2 separate regions of the Mus musculus genome follow, and region 2 is linked to region 1. Evidence: chromatin loops called from intact Hi-C (ENCODE). Cell type or tissue: left cerebral cortex. All regions are shown on one strand. Links, peaks and the distances in the headings refer to the core of each region. The heading gives the core; the rest is flanking DNA.

Region 1 (5,830 bases), core at 550-5,549:
AAAATACATTCAGCAAAATAACTTTAATTAGATTTAAAAATAGGTGAAGAAAATGACTAAGGGTATCTGCATCTGTTTCAGTCAGCTGCTGAATAAAACCACTCAGGAGATGGTGAATCTAGGCTCCTGTCTGTAAGCATAGCAGAGTATCATTAATAGTGTCAGGGACTGGTTACTTGCCTATGGAATGGGTCTCAAGTCAGGCCTGTTATTGTTTGGCAATTTCCTCAGTCTCTGCTCCATTCCCTGTGCCTGTGCCTGTGCCTGTGTTTCTTGTAGGCAGGATAAATTTGGGGTTGAAAATTTTGTGGGTGTGTTGATGTCCCTATCCCTCCCACTGGGGTAACACTTGGATAAAGTATGTGGCCTCTTAAGGTTTCATATCACCACTGTTAGGCATCTTAGCTAATGTAACCCACATTGACTCCTTGGACCCTTCCCCATCACAGTTCCCTGGGCTTCCTAGAGACTCTCCCGATCACAAGCCCAACAGCTGCAGATTTCCATTCATACTCCTGGCTATCTGGCCCTCTCTCCCCACACATGATCTTGCTCCCCTATCCAGTCCCTTCCCATGCCATTTCCTACCCTGTTCCCTCAATCCATCTGGCTCCTATGACTATTTTATTCTCCCTTCTATGTGTGATTCACACACCTTTGCTTAGGACTTCCTTCTCATTTAACTTCTTTGGGTCTGTGGGGTATGTCATGGGGATCCTATACTTTATGGCTAATATCCACTTATCATTGAGTATATACCATGTATGTCCTTTTGGGTTTGAGGTGCCTCATACAGGATACTTTTTAGTTCCAACCATTGGCCTGCAAAATTCATGTTGTCTTTGTTTTAATAGCTGAATAGTATTCCATTGTGAAAATCACCCACATTTCCTGTATCTATATTTTAGTTGAGAGATATTTAAACTGTTTCCACTTTCTAGCTACTACAAATAATGTTGCTATGAACATAATGGAGCATATGTCATTGTGGTATAGTCGAACATCTTTTTGGTAAATGACCAGGAGCTGTAAAGGGGGTCTTCAGGTAGAACTATACCCAGTTTTTTAAAAAAATGCCAGATTGATGAAGATACCCACAGCCAAACATTGGACAGATATCAGGGTCTCTTATGGAAGAGTTGGGGAAATATTTAAAGCACTAAAGGTGATAGGAACTATGCAGGAAGACCAACAGAGTCAATTAACCTGGACCCTTGGGAGCTCTGAGACTGAACCACCAACCAAAGGGCATGCAGAGGCTGGACCAAGGTCCTAGGCATATATATATATATATATCAGATAGTAGCTCAGTCTATATGTGGGTACCCCAACAACTGTAGTGGGGGATGTCCCTAAAGCTGTAGCCTGACCATGGAATCCTTTCTCCAACAAGGCTGCCTTGTCTGACCTCAGTGGAAGAGGATGCATCTTATCCTGCAGAGACTTGATGCTACAGGGTTGGGGGATGTCTAGAGGTATCCCATCCTCTCAGAGGAGAAGAGGAGGGGAGATGATGTGAGGAATTCTCTGAGGGGGGGCTAGGAAGGGGCAGTTTTGGGGATGTAGGTAAATAGATGGTAGGTAGATAGATAGATAGATAGATAGATAGATAGATAGATAGATAGATATAATTGGACTAAGGAATATCATTAAACTTCTGTATTTCTATTTAAGCACAAAATAACATAAAGTTAAAAGATATTATTGAATCAATATTCAAATCAATATTAAAATCTTTAGATTTTCATGATACATGTATTAAATAAAAAATTATTTTATTTGTCCTGGTATACCACTATAATATGAAATTTATATGTGCAACAGAGAAATCTATCATGCGGTATTCATTTTATCCTGAAAAAAACCTCTATGCTCAGATGAATTCCATAGTAAATTATCATGAAACATTAAAAATTAAAGCCAGTGTGCTACTAACTCTTCAATGTAGTTAAAGAGAAACAATTAATTGTTGCATAAATTAGTTAAGTAGATATAATACTGACATACAAATGAGAAACACTCAGAAAGATCAAAGTTGTTATTATTCATACTACTTAATTTCAAATCAAGCAGATCAAAGTTTATTGGCAGAAGGGGATGGATAGGAAAATTCTGATAAGGATTGTGAGAATGCATATTAATTTTTATTGTCATGAAAGTATTGTGTAGATAAAAAATTGTCATGGCATACATTAAATATGATTAATTTATGATTGCATGAACATTATACAAAACAAGAGGAAATAATTATATATTATACAAAACTATAAGGAAATAATCAATGAATGTTTTTACTAGCAAAATATTTTTAAAAGGAGAAACAAGGTTTATTTACAAAGTTATTTAAAGTCAGTCAGGGTATTATTTCAGATTCTCCATTTGTCTCTAAATAAATAAAAAATAGATAATCTCCATATTAAAGAAAGATGAATGAAATGATATTATACATAAAAAAACTTTTTCCCATTTACAAAAGCCACACTGAGTACATGCTAGCAATTTCTGTTTTATTTTAATATGGTAAATCCATAATTTGTTGGCAAAAGTAGAATGAAATCAACACTCTCATTGTTTATTTGTCATCTTCCAATGGGAATTTCATTTAGTGCCTGGGAAATCCCAAGCTAATAATTGACATAAATATGTCAAATGTGGTTACTATTTTCGTTCTAGGGCAATTAGTGAAAGGAATGCAAATTGTCTACTAATGAAGACATCTGCAAGCCAGTGCTCTTTGGAGCTTTGACAATTCTCTGCTAAATATATACACACAGCTCATATTTCCAAAATATTTGAATAATTATGGAACCATGAACAAAAGTCAGTAAAGAGTGAAATTATTATATTTGGATCAGTTGAATGAGCTAAAAAGGATTAAGACATAAAAATAAACTTTATACATCACATATATTTGAAAAACTATCAAATATCCATGATGAGGTTAAATGAAAACAAATTAAAGATAATATATTGGTTAGAAATCTCATATATTATTACTCATTCTCATTAACATAAAAACATTATCAGCAAAACAGTAATCAGCAAAAACTTGCTCCACTGTTTCACAAGTATTGCTCTGGATGCTTTAGCCTTTGTATCTTTCTGCTCTGACCTCATGTTTACATGTCCCTTCAGCAGCTTTAGAGGCCCCTCTGCTAAGCTATTTTTATTTTACCTCTTCACTCAAATTCACCCTCCCCAATTTCTATGTCTGTAGTACACATTATCACTTGGTTTACATGCGTCCTGACCCACTGTTAACATAAAGAACTGTTAGTGCTCTGATGTCTGTCTACATCATCGTTCTCTTCTCACCATCATGCAACTCCAGAAACTTTTTCATGTTTCAAAACCAAAAGGTTATAACTAGCAAACTGTATGTTCACATTTCCACCCCTCGACTCCTGACAGCTTCCCCACATTGTCCTTCTTGATAAGTTTGGCTTCTCTAGATAATTTATGTAACTAGGGTTATAGAAAGTTTGCCTTTTTGTGACTATCTTTTTCATTCAACAGAATTCCCTAAAAGAGTACTTCATACATGTTATACAATGTCTCATTACTTCATGAATTTTAAAAGCTAAATAATATTGCTTGATCTTTACCATATTTTATTAATTGCTTATTTATAATAGTATAAATTATTCTACAAACAGCACAGATGCATATCCACAGTTCCTTAGTTTTAATTTTGTCACAATATTTTCTACTTCCACTCATTTTATATATATATATATATATATATATATATATATATGTGTGTGTGTGTGTGTGTGTGTGTGTGTGTATTTAATTTTTTATTATAATATAGAAAAATTAAAATTTATACATTACCATATAGTAATGATATCAGCATTTACTGTAACAATAGCCTAAAGCCAAGACATGTAACTTTGCCAGTATAATCATAAAACACTCAAATCACTTATTGTTAATTTTTTTAGGTTTATTTATTTTATTTTATGTTTGAATGATTTGCCTGCATGTATGTACATGTGACATGTGTGTGCTCAGTGCCTTCAGTAGTCAGAAATAGACATTGAATCTCCTACAACTAAAATTATGGATGCTTGTAAGCCATTATGTGGATACTGTGAACTGGACAAGAAGAAGAAGTGCTTTAACCACAGAGTTAACTTTCCTGCCCCATGAATAAAACTAAACCAAATAGAAATTATTACATTGAATGACTATGATAGAAGAGACATGATGGCATTCATATGTTAATTATCTAACACAGAAGTTAGAAGAGATGGCTGAAGAGATGACTAAGTGCTTATGAGTACTAGCTGTTCTTCCAGAGTTCCCCAATTCAGTTACCAGCCACTTCATGAGTGATTCACAACATCCTGAAATTCTAGTTCCAGGTGATCCATTACCCCCCTCTAGCCACATGTGGGCCTGTGTAACACCTTTCTAAACAAGCACACACATAAACAAAACAAAATAATAAATAAATAAATAAATAAATAAATATTATTTACAAAAGAGTTATAAAATACCAATCAAACCAGTCCAAAGAGTGGTAGAAGTAATGAAAAGGACTGGAAAATTAATAGAAATGCATTAAAAGATGAATAAGTTCTTAAAACATAAGATTTGGTTCTCTTTCTCTTAACTCTGTTTTGCACATTTATATAAGCCTCAGGTATAAAAAAAAACTGAGTCTATATTGTACAGGTATAATATGTGGATATATATTGTAAAACTGATATAAAAAATGTAAAAGACAGCAGAAGAATGAAAAATTCCAAGGAATCTTCTAAACATATAATAAAAATGTATGAGATTATAATTTAAAGCTATTAACCTAAAATTAACTTTTAAATTTAAGATTTAAAATAAACTAACACACATGTGTGTGATGGATAAACCCTCAGACAATAAAAGTAGTTTTAAAATGAAAAATTAGTGCATTTTATAGTCTTATTTAAAATAAAAATGTAGAAATTTCAAATAATAATTCCATTGATACAAAAATTACAGGGTTATTACTTCACTGAAAAACCGTCTAGATTAAAAATTTGAATACTTCACTCAGATTAAATTTGGCTAATCATTGATATTAGTCCCAAGATGACACAAAATTAGCAGCTTATAAATTATGGAATTGAAAATTAGATAAACACTACTTACCTTATTCTTTCATTTAATGAAAATGATCTGTTTGTTTGTGAACTGAAAATGCAGGGACATAAATTTTCATTATGTTTTTGCTGGTAAAGAGCTATAGTTTATCAGCACATTAAATATCTTGTGATAACCTGTGCTTTTCATTATTAGGAAAAGTATTTTAGCACAAAAAAAAAAATAAGTTTGAAGAAGAGGAGCTTATGCATCCAAGTAAAATATCTTTGGAATTGGCAACACATTGTTGAAAAACAGATTAACACATGTCTCCCAGAAAACAGAAGAAAAGTCCATCCACTTGTGGAGTCCATTTCTATCAACTGATTTCTCTACTACACGATAGTTTAGGCTGCTGTTTTATACATAAAACCATAAAGTAAAATATTATACTGAACAATGTAGTGCAGACCCACAAAAACAAATGCCCTATATTCTTACATATGTAGATCTTACTTTTGAACTTTTAGACTTCTCTGTTTAAATTGGAGTCTGTAGAGATGAGGAAGCAAGAAAAGAGTCAAGAGTTTGGGATGGAAGGGAAAGAACAGTAATGTTGAGATAGTAAAACACATGTAAAATGACAAAAATACTAGGTGACCAAGGGTATAAAATGGGGAAACAGATGAGGTTTAGGTGTGGTTAAATATAATCAACGATTTTTTTTATCTTTTAGTTACATTTCTATTGCTGTGATAAGACA
Region 2 (5,830 bases), core at 331-5,330, 62 kb before region 1:
TTACTGTCTTATCTAAGTACATGTATAGAGGTATGCATGTATAAAATCTATTTTTGCTCTTTCTCTATTTTTTCTTTTTTTTTCCTAATGCTATAGCGTCTTTCATTTTATCATTTATTTTTAGTTTAAAGAATTTCTTTAGGGCAATCCTTAAGGCTATAACTATTAATAAAAAGTGCATTTACTATTTTTTCCAGCATACTTTCAGTAAAATAGGAGATTCAAGATTCTACTTGCATTTTCTGTTTAAATAGATACTTATCTTGCATTCACGTATCATGTAGATTCCGGATTAATTGTATGAGCTAAAATTTTAATGACAATTGAATCTTCAGATTTCTTGTGTTGATATTTGATCTGATTTTCTAAGCTGATATTGTCTGGGTTTCCATTTGCTTGTGATTGTTGCTATCTACTTGGACATCCCAGGCTGAGCCATCTGGTATGTCCAGATGGACTGTGGATGCCCTGAGCCTACAGGGACAACAAGGTTTTCCTGGTTAAGTACCTTCTTTTTGTTGGATTCTCTTATATACACACTACCTGACAGCCTTTATAAAGAAAAATAGTTTCACTTCCTCTAGACCAAGATGCTTACATGTCCAAGCACTTCTTGTGGATATTCTGTTTGCTTTTGTTATTCATTTACTTTTGTTTATTCTGGCTGACTGAATTTTTTAATGATTGAGGAAACTCTTGGGTCACACAGCCAAATAGGTTTGCTGTTTACCTGTTTTTGTTCTGATGAAATCTGTCGTGACTTCTTCCTTTATAATACTTAGTAGGAAGATTTCTCATCCAATGTGAATTAGACTGTCTTTTCTGGCTATCATAAGGAGAATTTCCAATAAATCTAAGAAATAACAAGACTACCCTGACTACTTGTTTTTGCCAGACAAGGAACTGGTAAATATTATACTTCTTAGAGCCTTAAATTTTCTAATCAATTCACTTTTTCTCTCACTGCTTTTCTGAGATATCTTTTGGTTAATTTTTTGCACTGTTTCTAGTTACATTTAGCAAAATATGGAGTTTATGACAAAAAATCTAAAATTCGATTTTTTTTTTTATTTCTACTAAAACATATTTGGAAAGTCAGTTTGAAAACATTATTTTAAGAAGCCTGATTTAAAATTCATGATAGGCACAGAATGTTTCTGACTATGGAATAGCTAACAGCATCCCCATGCTACATATATAGAGGATGTTTCAGAGCACAAAGCAGTAGGTTTTAAACAACAATATATTAGACTTACTAGTTAAAAAAATCTGTTACAACTATAGAAATGACAAATTGGGCAATGCAAGAATTCAGATGCATCTATACCAAGCTCCACCTAATAAACACATCCCGTATGATGCCCAGCCTTTCCTTAGCCAAATCCAGCCAATGGATAGGTGATGGGAAGAGGGAGTAGATTCCTTACTCATTCCTTTCATATCTCAGCTCAAATCCCTGCCCATAAGCTACTTTAAGACTCTAAAACAATAGAGGAGACCTGTGATTCCTGCTATATTCATTGTAAACATACTAAATTTTTCAAAGTGTGTTAGAGACAATTGATCTTGGCTTTAATATCAAAGTTTTACAAGCAAAGTATTTCAGTGTGACAAGAGAGAAAAGAATAATTGCAGGGCCCTGAATAAATTATCACCTGGAATCATCTAAACTAAGATCTAGCAGTCATATCTCTCAAGATGATTTGTCCACTCACATTGGTTCCTACTGACTGGCAAGCTGGTACTTCATCTCTCCCAGATGGCATGAGTTTTCTTATGTTTACCTCTAGCCTCTGCTCTTGTAATTCCAAAGCATGAATCCTAAAAAAAAAAAAAAAAATCAAAATTGTTGATAGAAATTTAAAAAGATCTGAGTAAATAAAAAAATCTACTATAATTTGACCCTGTTCCTGGGGAAAATATAGCCATATAATTTCAATTCTCTACAAGTTGATCTCTAGGAAATTTTTAGAAAAAATTGAATTCAGAAAGATGTTTTGCAACTAAAACATCTTCCAAAGTTAACATCAGAAGTAAACTCAAACTGTATAGAAGTTGATTAGATGCATAGATTTGGGTCTATTAAATCAATTTGTAATTCTAACAATCTTTAGTATATTCAAATATCAAAGGGAAAAATGAACCATTATTAAACCAATGTTGTGTTTAAAATATTTATCACAATACCCCAATAACAAATATTATATAATAATTATTTAAGCAACTTCACAAAATGACAGTTCAAGCAGAAGCAGTATATGAGTGCATTAATAATGATACATTAAACCATATATAAGCATTCACCCAAATTCTGAAGCAAAACTTACATGAAACCTAAATGAATTCCTACAAGTTGGGGAGTTTAGAGGTCAGGTTGGGTGGGGGTGGGGACATCCATGTGGAGACAGGTGGGTGAGGAGGAGGTATGGGATGTGAAGGACTTGGAAAATGGATATGGTGTGGTGAATAAAATATGGAGTGTAAAAATAAATTAAAAAAATAAAATATAAGAAAAATGAACACACAAACTGTAATAGTAATGCTAATCAAAAATTAAAAAAAACAAAGTTTAATTTTCAAAACATATACATACACACATACTATAAAAGAAAGAACATGTGTACACAAAATAATCACAAATAATATAAAACAGATGAACACAGGTATCCAATGGTAATTAAACAACATTATTAAACAAAAATCAATTGGAAAGCTCAAACCAAAGCAAAAAAAAAAAAAAAAAAAAAGACCCAACTTAAAAATATCAAGACACATTTATAAGTTCTTACACTGCCTCAAAACATGGATATGACTCAATCTGAGAACAGTTCGCAATGGTGTCATACTCACTACCTGGTACCTACCTGGATTTCAATGTTTTTTCCAGGGAAACTAAAGTTCATGAAGGAAATCATCTCCTAATTTAAAAATACTACTGTAATATAGATAATCATGTGGAAATCTTAGAGGAAAAGAAGTAGAGTTCAATTTTGGAGTAGAGTTAAAGATATGTAACTTATTTGAGTTGAATATAATTGAACAAACTTACACTTAACAATCAAACTGAGCCTTACCCCTGTTTCCCAGCACTCACAAGCACACAGGGCTAGTCACATACTTCCTCCAATTTATTCCTAATTCCTACCTCTCAACATTCCCTAATAGTTATGAATCTGCTAAAGGCTTGAACTTTTCATTAGGGTAGAGCCTTCAAAATATGGCTGTCTCTAGAAAGGGTCATCATAGACACACGCTAGGATATGATTCCTGAATCTAAGTGTTTCTTATTCTAAGTAATTTTAAAGTAAATAAACAAACAGGTGGAAGTTTAAAGAAAAACAGGAAAACACATCCAAACAGGTGATGGAGATGAACAAAACCATACTAGAACTAAAAAGGGAAGTAGACACAATAAAGAAAACCCAAAGTGAGGCAACGCTGGAGATAGAAACCCTAGGAAAGAGATCTGGAACCACAGATGCGAGCATCAGCAACAGAATACAAGAAATGGAAGAGAGAATCTCAGGTGCAGAAGATTCCATAGAGAACATCGACACAACAGTCAAAGAAAATACAAAATGCAAAAGGATCCTAACTCAAAACATCCAGGAAATCCAGGACACAATGAGAAGACCAAACCTACGGATAATAGGAATTGATGAAAATGAAGATTTTCAACTTAAAGGGCCAGCTAATATCTTCAACAAAATAGTAGAAGAAAACTTCCCAAACATTAAGAAAGAGATGCCCATGATCATACAAGAAGCCTACAGAACTCCAAATAGACTGGACCAGAAAAGAAATTCCTCCCGACACATAATAATCAGAACAACAAATGCACTAAATAAATATAGAATATTAAAAGCAGTAAGAGAGAAAGGTCAAGTAACATATAAAGGAAGGCCTATCAGAATTACACCAGACTTTTCACCAGAGACTCTGAAAGCCAGAAGAGCCTGGACAGATGTTATACAGACACTAAGAGAACACAAATGCCAGCCCAGGCTACTATACCCGGCCAAACTCTCAATTACCATAGATGGAGAAACCAAAGTATTCCATGACAAAACTAAATTCACACAATATCTTTCCACGAATCCAGCCATTCAAAGGATAATAACAGAAAAGAAGCAATACAAGGACGGAAATCATGCCCTAGAACAAGCAAGAAAGTAATCCTTCAACAAACCAAAAAGAAGACAGCCACAAGAACAGAATGCCAACTTTAACAACAAAAATAACAGGAAGCAACAATTACTTTTCCTTAATATCTCTTAATATCAATGGACTCAATTCCCCAATAAAAAGACATAGACTAACAGACTGGCTACACAAGCAGGACCCAACATTCTGCTGCTTACAGGAAACCCATCTTAGGGAAAAAGACAGACACTACCTCAGAGTGAAAGGCTGGAAAACAATTTTCCATGCAAATGGTCTGAAGAAACAAGCTGGAGTAGCCATTCTAATATTGGATAAAATCGACTTCCAACCCAAAGTTATCAAAAAAGACAAGGAGGAACACTTCATACTCATCAAAGGTAAAATCCTCCAAGGGGAACTCTCAATTCTGAATATCTACGCTCCAAATGCAAGGGCAGCCACATTCATTAAAGACACTTTAGTAAAGCTCAAAGCACACATTGCACCTCACACAATAATAGTGGGAGACTTCAACACACCACTTTCATCAATGGACAGATCGTGGAAACAGAAACTAAACAGGGACACAGTGAAACTAACAGTTATGAAACAAATGGACCTGACAGATATCTACAGAACATTTTATCCTAAAACAAAAGGATATACCTTCTTCTCAGCACCTCACGGGACCTTCTCCAAAATTAACCATATAATTGGTCACAAAACAGGCCTCAACAGATACAAAATATTGAAATTGTCCCATGTATCCTATCAGACCATCATGGCCTAAGACTGATCTTCAATAACAACATAAATAATGGAAAGCCAACATTCACGTGGAAACTGAAAAACACTCTTCACATTTTTTTTCTTTGTTGACTTTCAAATATTCTGTCTGAGAAAGTTACCTCTGTACCCTACAGGTCTTCTTTCAAAATCCAAGACAAAAAAAGTGAACTCATATATATATATATACCCATGGCTATCAAATATAAAGTCCTTTGTGTGCATTACTCTACTCAAATGGTAATAATCATGTTACTCTATCTGAGCATTATCCCTTTGGAGCAGAGTACTATCTTCAAGAGAAGATGGTAGTTCTGATCAAACAGAAAAAGACTGTTTGTATTCCATGCAGAATTTCCAGCACTGGATTGCTTCCTACAGGCCTATTGCCCTTACCTGTTACCTCCTTGAGGGAATATTATCTTAGTACACATTTAATATCCTGGCTTTGAGAAATAAGCTATTTTCCTTTTTTCTTTTTCTCAGGTAAGGAATAGCTTCACTAATATTTTAAATTGATTTTTAATCCATTAAAATGAGTTCTTTATTTAATTTTAATTTTAAATTAACACAAAGTGTCAGACTTCATTATGACATTAAAAATATAATTTTAATAGATTCTCCACCCTGTCCACTCATTTCTTCCATTTCCTGACTTTCTTTTCTATGTGTAACCATCTGCTATTTAACTTCTGCTTTCATGTGATGTAGTCTATTGCTTTTCCTTTCCTCCATTTTTAAAGGGTCTCCCCCCAGTGGAGTCTGTTATAGCTTGCTGATCTCTATATAGATTCAATTACATACAAACAAAGAATAAAATTAGAAATAATGAATAAAATAAAATCTGTATATTAAAGAGAACATGTGTTATTTGCTTTGCTTTGTTTTTTACCTGGGGTTA

The links. Peaks named below come from ENCODE experiments on the same cell type or tissue, not always from the same donor. Only the 100,000 strongest peaks of a DNase experiment are listed, where the experiment ranks them.
Region 2: it touches region 1 in a loop (5-fold over the local background); 3 of 42 quality-filtered maps call a loop at or near these places.

Annotation. Positions count from the first base shown.
Region 1 is chrX:68,053,561-68,059,390 of GRCm38, forward strand. No RefSeq gene overlaps it. Among named protein-coding and RNA genes, the nearest start is that of Mir509, 46 kb to the left of the region's middle. In left cerebral cortex, for the core only: no CTCF peak of the experiment used is centred there; a DNase peak (open chromatin) is centred at 2,668.
Region 2 is chrX:67,992,027-67,997,856 of GRCm38, forward strand. No RefSeq gene overlaps it. Among named protein-coding and RNA genes, the nearest start is that of Mir547, 6.5 kb to the left of the region's middle. In left cerebral cortex, for the core only: no CTCF peak of the experiment used is centred there; no DNase peak of the experiment used is centred there.